2 separate regions of the Homo sapiens genome follow, and region 2 is linked to region 1. The links are chromatin contacts, found by Hi-C in ENCODE. All regions are on one chromosome and are shown on one strand. Each heading gives the region's core, a stretch centred on a gene start or an enhancer-like site at or near the end of the contact. The rest is flanking DNA. Distances are from core to core; before and after follow the strand shown. Region 1 holds the start of PRX (periaxin). Region 2 holds the start of BCL3 (BCL3 transcription coactivator).

Evidence for each region. A loop is a pair of places that touch in the nucleus more often than their neighbours do. Pooled maps may share reads with other maps.
Region 2: a pooled map of gastrocnemius medialis shows a loop between it and region 1 (7-fold over the local background). The contact joins the promoter of BCL3 here to the promoter of PRX in region 1. A Hi-C loop is called at or near these places in 1 of 168 maps with a recorded cell type or tissue (ascending aorta) and 7 of 50 pooled maps.

What each region holds. Positions count from the first base shown.
Region 1 is chr19:40,411,287-40,414,765 of GRCh38, reverse strand. It overlaps PRX (periaxin), which reads left to right and starts at 1,388. Exons shown (of 7, transcript NM_181882.3): 1 at 1,388-1,428. RefSeq lists an enhancer at 1-578.
Region 2 is chr19:44,747,130-44,750,633 of GRCh38, reverse strand. It overlaps BCL3 (BCL3 transcription coactivator), which reads right to left and starts at 1,926. Exons shown (of 9, transcript NM_005178.5): 1 at 1,588-1,926. The coding sequence starts at 1,843. RefSeq lists silencers at 1,688-2,277, 2,688-2,817, 2,878-3,357.

The DNA.
Region 1 (3,479 bases), core at 139-2,638:
GCAGCCGGGTGGGTTCAAGTGGCATGTGGGGGTACCTGTGCTCCCTGTGCCGCCCCCCGGGGTCTGGTGAGTCAGGGCAGGCTGGGGGCTGGACCAGGGTCCAGGGGTTGGGGGTGAGGCCTGGTAGCTTTGGCTTGGGAGTCGGGCAGGTCTGGGTTCAACTCTGGACCCCTGCCAATGACCTGCTATGGTGATATTGGGAGAGTCACTTACCTTCTCTGAGCCTTCTGGTCTGCAAAGTGGAAGGGGCAGAAGAGTGTAGCAGGGTTTTTGTGGTCCAGGAGAACAGGGGTTGGACCTCAGCTTCACCACCTCCTGGCCACATAGCTATAAATTGGGCATAGCTGGACGCGGTGGCTCACGCCTGTAATCCCAGAACTTTGGGAGGCCGAAGTGGGAAGATCGCTTGAGCCCAGGAGTTCGAGACCAGCCTGGGCAACATGGTGAAACTTTGCCATTACAAAAAATACAAAAATTAGCTGGGCATGATGATGCATACCTGTGGTCCCAGCTATTTGAGGGGGCTCAGTCGGGAGGATTGCTTGAGCCCAGGAGGTGGAGGCTGCAGTGAGCCATGATCACACCACTGCACTCCAGCCTGGGCAACAGAGTGAGACCTTGTCTCAAAAAAAAGGGTGGGGAGCATAAGGAGCCCATTTTACACCCTTGATTCAAAAGCAGGGCTTCAGCACTGAGCATGGTACTTAGTATGTGATAGGTGTCCCCCTAAACAGTAACTCCATTAGACAGAGAACTGGGGGTCCCCTGTGCCCAGCCTTACTGAAAAGGGGCCAAAACCCCCCAGCAAGATGAGCCAGCCACCTAATTTGTGTGAAAAATAATACCAAATACTTATTAGTAACCCTCATTATGTGCCCGGCATTGTCTTACATTTTCAGTCTCTTTTAACTCGTTTAATCTTCACCACAGCCCCATAAGGTGGGTACTCTTACTATCCGCAAAGAGAAGCTGTGACTGGCAGCAGGTCACCCAGCGAGGAAGTGGTCGCGCTGCGATTTGAACCCAAGTTGACAGGGAGAGGGAGTGAAAGGAGTTTACAGTAGAGGCAGTTGGCCAGGCCCGGGTCCTGGAGCCAGGAAACAGTGGGGCTGGGGTGGGGTCCTGATTCTCCAAGTCGAGGAAGCCAACGTGCAAATCCTTGAAGCTGAGCTCATGGCAGAGATCTCGGCCCAGGCAAGAGAGAGGCGGCTGGTGGCTGTCCCGTGGCCCCCACCCCTTGGGGATAGATGTAGCTGGAGGAGGGGGATGTTTGTTTCTCCACCACCCACCCTCTGGTGACGTCACACCCCCGCAGCCAATGGCTGGGGTCTCTCTCTCCTCCCCCCTCCCCATTCCTTTTCCCCCCCAGCCTAGGGCTAGGGCTGACAGACGGGACCAGGAGCTCTCGAGGTGTCTGGAGGCTCAGCGGTAAGAGATCAGCCGGCCGGTCCCTTCCCTGGCCAGGCTGAGACACTGTGGGAATGAGGTTCAGGGTCCCGGGAGGTGCTGGGAGGGGGCCTGGGGGCTCAGGAAGCCGTGTGGTGTAGGTGTTAAAGGTATAGACTTTGGAGCTGGTGGTTCAAATCCCCTTTCCTCTCCTTTCTGGCTGTGCAGCCTTGGGCAAGATACTTCATCCTTTGTGCCTCTGTTTCCCCATCTCTAAAATGGGCTGATGTCTGGAGGCCACCTCACAGGGCTGGTGCCGAGTAAATGAGTTGCTGCTTTTAAAGAGCTAGGGCAGCCAGGCATGGTGGCTCATGCCTATAATCCCAGCACTTTGGGAGGCTGAGGCGGCAGGACTGCTTAAGCCCAGGAGTTCGAGACCAGCCTGGGCCACATAGAGAGGCCCCCATCTCTACAAAACAAAAAAAAATTTTTTTTAATTAGCTGGGCATGGTGGTGCATGCCTGTGGTTCCAGCTACTCTGGAGGCTGAGATGGGAGATTGGGTTGGGCCCAGGAGGTTGGGGCTGCAGTGAGCCGTGATCACACCTCTGCACTCCAGTCTCAGTGACAGAGGGAGACCCTGTCTCCAAAAAACAAACTAACAAACACCAGAGCTGGGGCAGGAGGCCTGGGGTGGGTCCCTGGAGTAGGGTGCTAGGGAGGCAGCATGGATCCTGTTGGGAGGCTGGTGCCTGAGCTGGGTTTTGTCTCTCAGCCAAAGCTCCCCTTTGGTAGCAGAGAAAGTGGGGGCCACTGAGGAGCAAAGGTTGGATGTGCAACACTGTGAGAAGCACAGCTCCCTCCCTCCATACTCTCCCTGTTGCTGTCAGAGACGAGTTTATATTAATCAAGCATTTACTATACAGGAGGGATATTCTAAGCACCTGCTGTTCTCTCACAAATCTTCAAAGCCTTTCTTATTGGCTCCATTTTACAGATGGAGAAACTGAGGCCCCAGAGATGAAGGATCTTGCCCAAGTCCTCACACCTGGGAAGTGCTGGAGCAGGGACTAACCGAGGCAGCCAGAGGCCACTGCCTTAACTCCCCCTGACCCCCTAGGTGGCCTCAGATAATGTTTAGAGGTCTGGATGAGTCAGCCCAACCCCTGACCCCCATTGCTATGAGAGATCACGCTGGTGGCGGGGGAAAGCTGAGGCTCTGAGCAGGCAGGGTTCCCAAGTGAAGTTGGTGGCAGTCACCAGGGAAAGAGGGCCAGAAGGGCAATGCCCTCAGCCGATCCCTCAGCAGCCTCCGAATGACAACCCCTCGCTCCCAGCTGCTCTGAAGGGCATAAGTCGCATCTGAAATGGATATCTCAGTTGTACCCACTCCAGGGAGATGTTACAAAGATTTAAGGAGCCAAGACAGGAAGGATCTTAGCACACAGTAGGTGCTCAAGAAATGGGGACCCTGGGGATTCTGAAAGTTCTGGCATATGCCAGGGTCATGCCACAGTAACTACCCAAGAAATAGGCTGCTGGCATCTGGAGTGTCTGCCTGGTCCCAGTGGATCTGCCTCTAACACAAGGCAGGGACCCTCCCCAGGAGCCTCCCCACCCCTCTTTCCCCTGCCTAGTGGGATAGGCAGAGCTGGGAACACAGAGTCCTCTCTGTGGGTTTCCTTCCGAAGCTGCCCCCACCTTACCCCAGGGGCTGGGTACGTGGCTCAGGAAGAGCACAGTTGGGCTAAATATAACCTGGGCTGGGTGCCTGTCCAGGCAGGGACGAAGAAGGAGGGCACTCTCTCTTGTCCCTGCCCCGCCTGAACTTCCTGTGCCAGGCTCCGGGCATGACCCTCACAGCCACGGGCCTGGGACAGAGAGCTGATGACCCAGGAGACCCCCTCTACTACCACCTACAAGGTTCAGGCTTCTCGTGTCCCCAGCTCAGGACTCTGTGCTGTGTATCAGTCCTGGGTAAGGGAACTGAGTTCGCTTTCACACCTGGGCTCAAGTCTCGACTCTGTCACTGTGATCACCGGTCTCTTAACTCTCATTGACTCATCAGTTAAATGGGGTCCCACAAGGTCAAGT
Region 2 (3,504 bases), core at 677-3,176, 4.3 Mb before region 1:
TTTTAGATCAAACTGTTTAAAAAGGGGCCACGGCAGGCCGGGCGCTGTGGCTCATGCCTCTAATACCAATACTTTGGGAGGCCGAGGCGGGCGGATCACCTGAGGTCAGGAGTTCAATACCAGTCTGGGCAACATGGTGAAACCCTGTCTCTACTAAAAATACAAAAATTAGCCAGGTGTGGTGGTGCATGCCTGTAATCCCAGCTACTCGGGAGGCTGAGGCACAAGAATCCCCTGAACTTGGGAGGCGGAGGTTGCAGTGAGCCGAGATCACGCCAATGCACTCCAGCCTGGGCGACAGAGCAAAACAAAACTCTGTCTCAAAAAACAAAAACAAAAACAAACAAAGGCGAGGGGACCATGGCAGCAGGCAAATCCATACCAACCCATCACACAGACGGGGAAAACTGAGGCCTGCTTTCTCACTCTTGGAATAGGAAAGCTGGGAGGCCGTGGCAGAACTCCTGATGCACATAGCTTGAGGCTCTCCAGCTGTCACGCTGATGGGGTGGAGGGTGCAGAAACTACCTAAAGTTTTGGGGCTCTGTAGAACGGCTCTCTGCAGCTTTGGGGGTCAATTGGGGATGGTGACGTGGCCACAGCTGTGGTAGAGGACACCCCTTCTTGAGATCAGGGATGGAGATAGGATGGAGAGAAGAGTGTGTGGTCTTCGTCATCTGCTGATCCTTGTGGGCCCTCTGTTCTTGAACTCCCAAGTTTCCAGGTCCTCGTATCTCCAATACCAGGCCTTGAGGCCTTGAGGCTTTCTGTCTGGAGACCCCTGAAATTTTCATCCTGCCTCTAAATTACCCAAAGTCTCAGAATTACCCAATCTTAGGATCCTCAGTCCCCTGATCCCTTCTGCCCACCTGATCTTGACCTCAAATAGGACCCTGATCACTTGTGGCCCCACATAACTGAGTACCCAGAAACCCGGGTCTCTGTTCTCCTGGGTCCTCAAGACCCCCTGGTATCTGGGTCCCTGGAGCTCTGGTTCATTTCCTTGGATCCTTGTGATCCCAGATATTGGGGTGCTCAGAACCCCATCTCTGTTTTCATAATGCCCATGTCTCCAGATATCTTGGTTCCTGAGATTGTGACATCCTGAGATCCTCAGTATCTGTCTCCTTAGAACCCCAGTCTCTGTTACCCTGACTCCCTTTGATTCTAATAATATCAGGATACAGGGAACCCCAGTTTCTCCAGCCCAGCTCAGCTTCCTCATAACGCTACACATCTGGCTTAAGAGCTTGTACTTTCTTGCCCCTAGGATACCAGGCTCTGTGCCCTGATTCCCTGACACCCCCATATTTGTACCACTGGGCATTGTCCCTGGCCCCCCCCCCCCCACGTCACTCAGCCCCTGGGCTTTGCCCCCCAGGGTCCCCAAATCCCCAGATCCCAAGGCACAGCTTACTGGCTCCCCGATGATCTCATATCTATATCCTTGGAACCTGGGCTTATATCCTCTTGTCCCCCAGGTCCCTGGAGAGACACCGGTTTGTGCCTCAAGCTCTGCCTCCTGGCTCTGGTGACCCTATGCTCTGTGTGGATCCCACCCGGCCCGGACCCTCGGGGGCCACTCACCGGGGTAGTAAAGCGCCTCCGGCCGGGCCAGGCCGTGGGGGGGCCCGGGGACCGCCGGCAGGTCGCAGCCGCCGCGCAGAGGGTCCAGGGGGACGACAAGGCCCGCAGCGCCGCGGGGAGCGGCGGGCTCCGGGGAGGGCGCGCGCAGCGGGCGCTTGCGGAGCGGCAGCGCGGCGCCCGGGAGTCCGGCGGCCTTGGGCCGGGTGCGCAGGTCCACGGGCCCCTCGTCCATGGCCCCCGCGGGGCATCGGGGCATGGGGCCGCCGGGGACGGCGGCCGGAGAGCGGCTGGGCTCGGCTGCACGGGAGGGTGGTTTCGCCGGGCGCCGGGACTTCCCCTGCAGCCGGCTGAACTGAAGGGACTTTTGTCGGCCGGGGCGGTGCCGGCCGCCCGCCTCCCCGCCCCCGGCCCCCCCGGGGCCACCCGTACGCCCCAGGGGTTTCCTGGACCCGCCGCTGCTCCCGCCGCTCTGAGGTGCAGCCTGCCCTGCGCCCCGCCCGCGCCGCGCCCCGCTTGCCCCCTCCCGGCCCGCGGCGCCTGGGGCAGCCAGGCCTCGGCGGGGGAGGGAGAGGAAAGGAGGGGTGGGGGGAGAGGAGGCGGGGTCGGGGGGTGGGGGGGTGTCCCCACCCCTGCTGCCAAGGGCCGCTCTCTCTGCCTCTGTTTTTGTCTTTCTGGCCCTATCTCTCAACATCTCTATCTCTGAGTCTGTAACTGTCTCTCTGGTTCTCCTGTCTGAGTAGGTGTTTCTCTCCGCAACCCCGCGTTTGTCTCTGTGTGCTCTGTTCCGTCTCTGTCTCTCTCTTTTGTCTCTTTGTGTCTGTCACCATCTCTCTGCCTCTCAGTTGCTGTCTGCTTCTCTGTCTCTCAGGAGGCCTTGGCATCTCTGGGACGGGGTTTGGAATCTCGGTTCCCACTTACTCGCTGGGTGACCTTGGCCAAACACTTCCCCTCTCTGAGCCGTTTCCTCCTTAGTGGGAGTGAAGAGACGCACCCGGGGCAGGGACTGGCACTCGGCAGGCGGCCAGGAACGATTCCTCTCCCTCCCCTCTTCCATCTCTGCCACTCCACGTGCCTCATCAGCTGTGGGTCTAAAGGGGCTGGGGGTGGGGTGAGGGTGGGGAGCGCTCCACTGATTGTGTCTCTGCACTCGTTGGGGGCCCTGCCCCCAGCCGGGGCCCGCGGGGCACCGGGGTGGGTGCTCGGAAAATCCTAGGTGCACAGAGAGAAAGAGACATGGAGACAGGCGCAGAGATCTTGAGAGAAAGAGAGATAGCAAGAGACACGGACACCAGGCCAGAGTCAGCGCGACCGAGGCCGGTGCTGCAGGAGCGGGGAGCAGTTTGGCTTCCCCCCGACTTCCCCTCCCACCTCGAGGAGGGGTTGATGGGTGGGGAACAGGCTAGGCGGGTTGGGGGCATGACTCAGGCTGGAGATGGGAGGGAGGGAGGAGGGAGGCGGGACTCTTCCCCGTCTCCTCCCCTCCTCTCCCTCTCCCCGCCCCGGGGTGGGGCCCCGAAGGTCCGGGGCTTTCCCGGATTTCCCTGGGGGCGGGGCAGCCGCTGGGGTTGAGTCCGGGTCACTGAGTCACAGGAGGCGGAGAGGGAGGCTTTGGGGACACAGGGGGCGGGGCATGGGGGCTGCACCCCGGACTTGCCCAGGGGGCACGCGGCGTCTCTCTGGTTCTCTCCCCCGGTCTCCTTCTGTCTTCGAAACTTGCCTGACCTCCCTCTGGTTGTCTCCTGCCCCGCCCTCTGTCTCTGTCTCCCCATCTCTGTTGCTGTCTCTGTGTCCCCTGGGACCTTGAAAGTGGGTATTGGGGCCCCGGGAAGGGACTTTGGCCGGACTCGGGCCCCACCCGAGTGGATCGTTAACCCAGGATGTGAGAAGTGGCTGTGTGGAGAGGCCTCACCCCTTCCC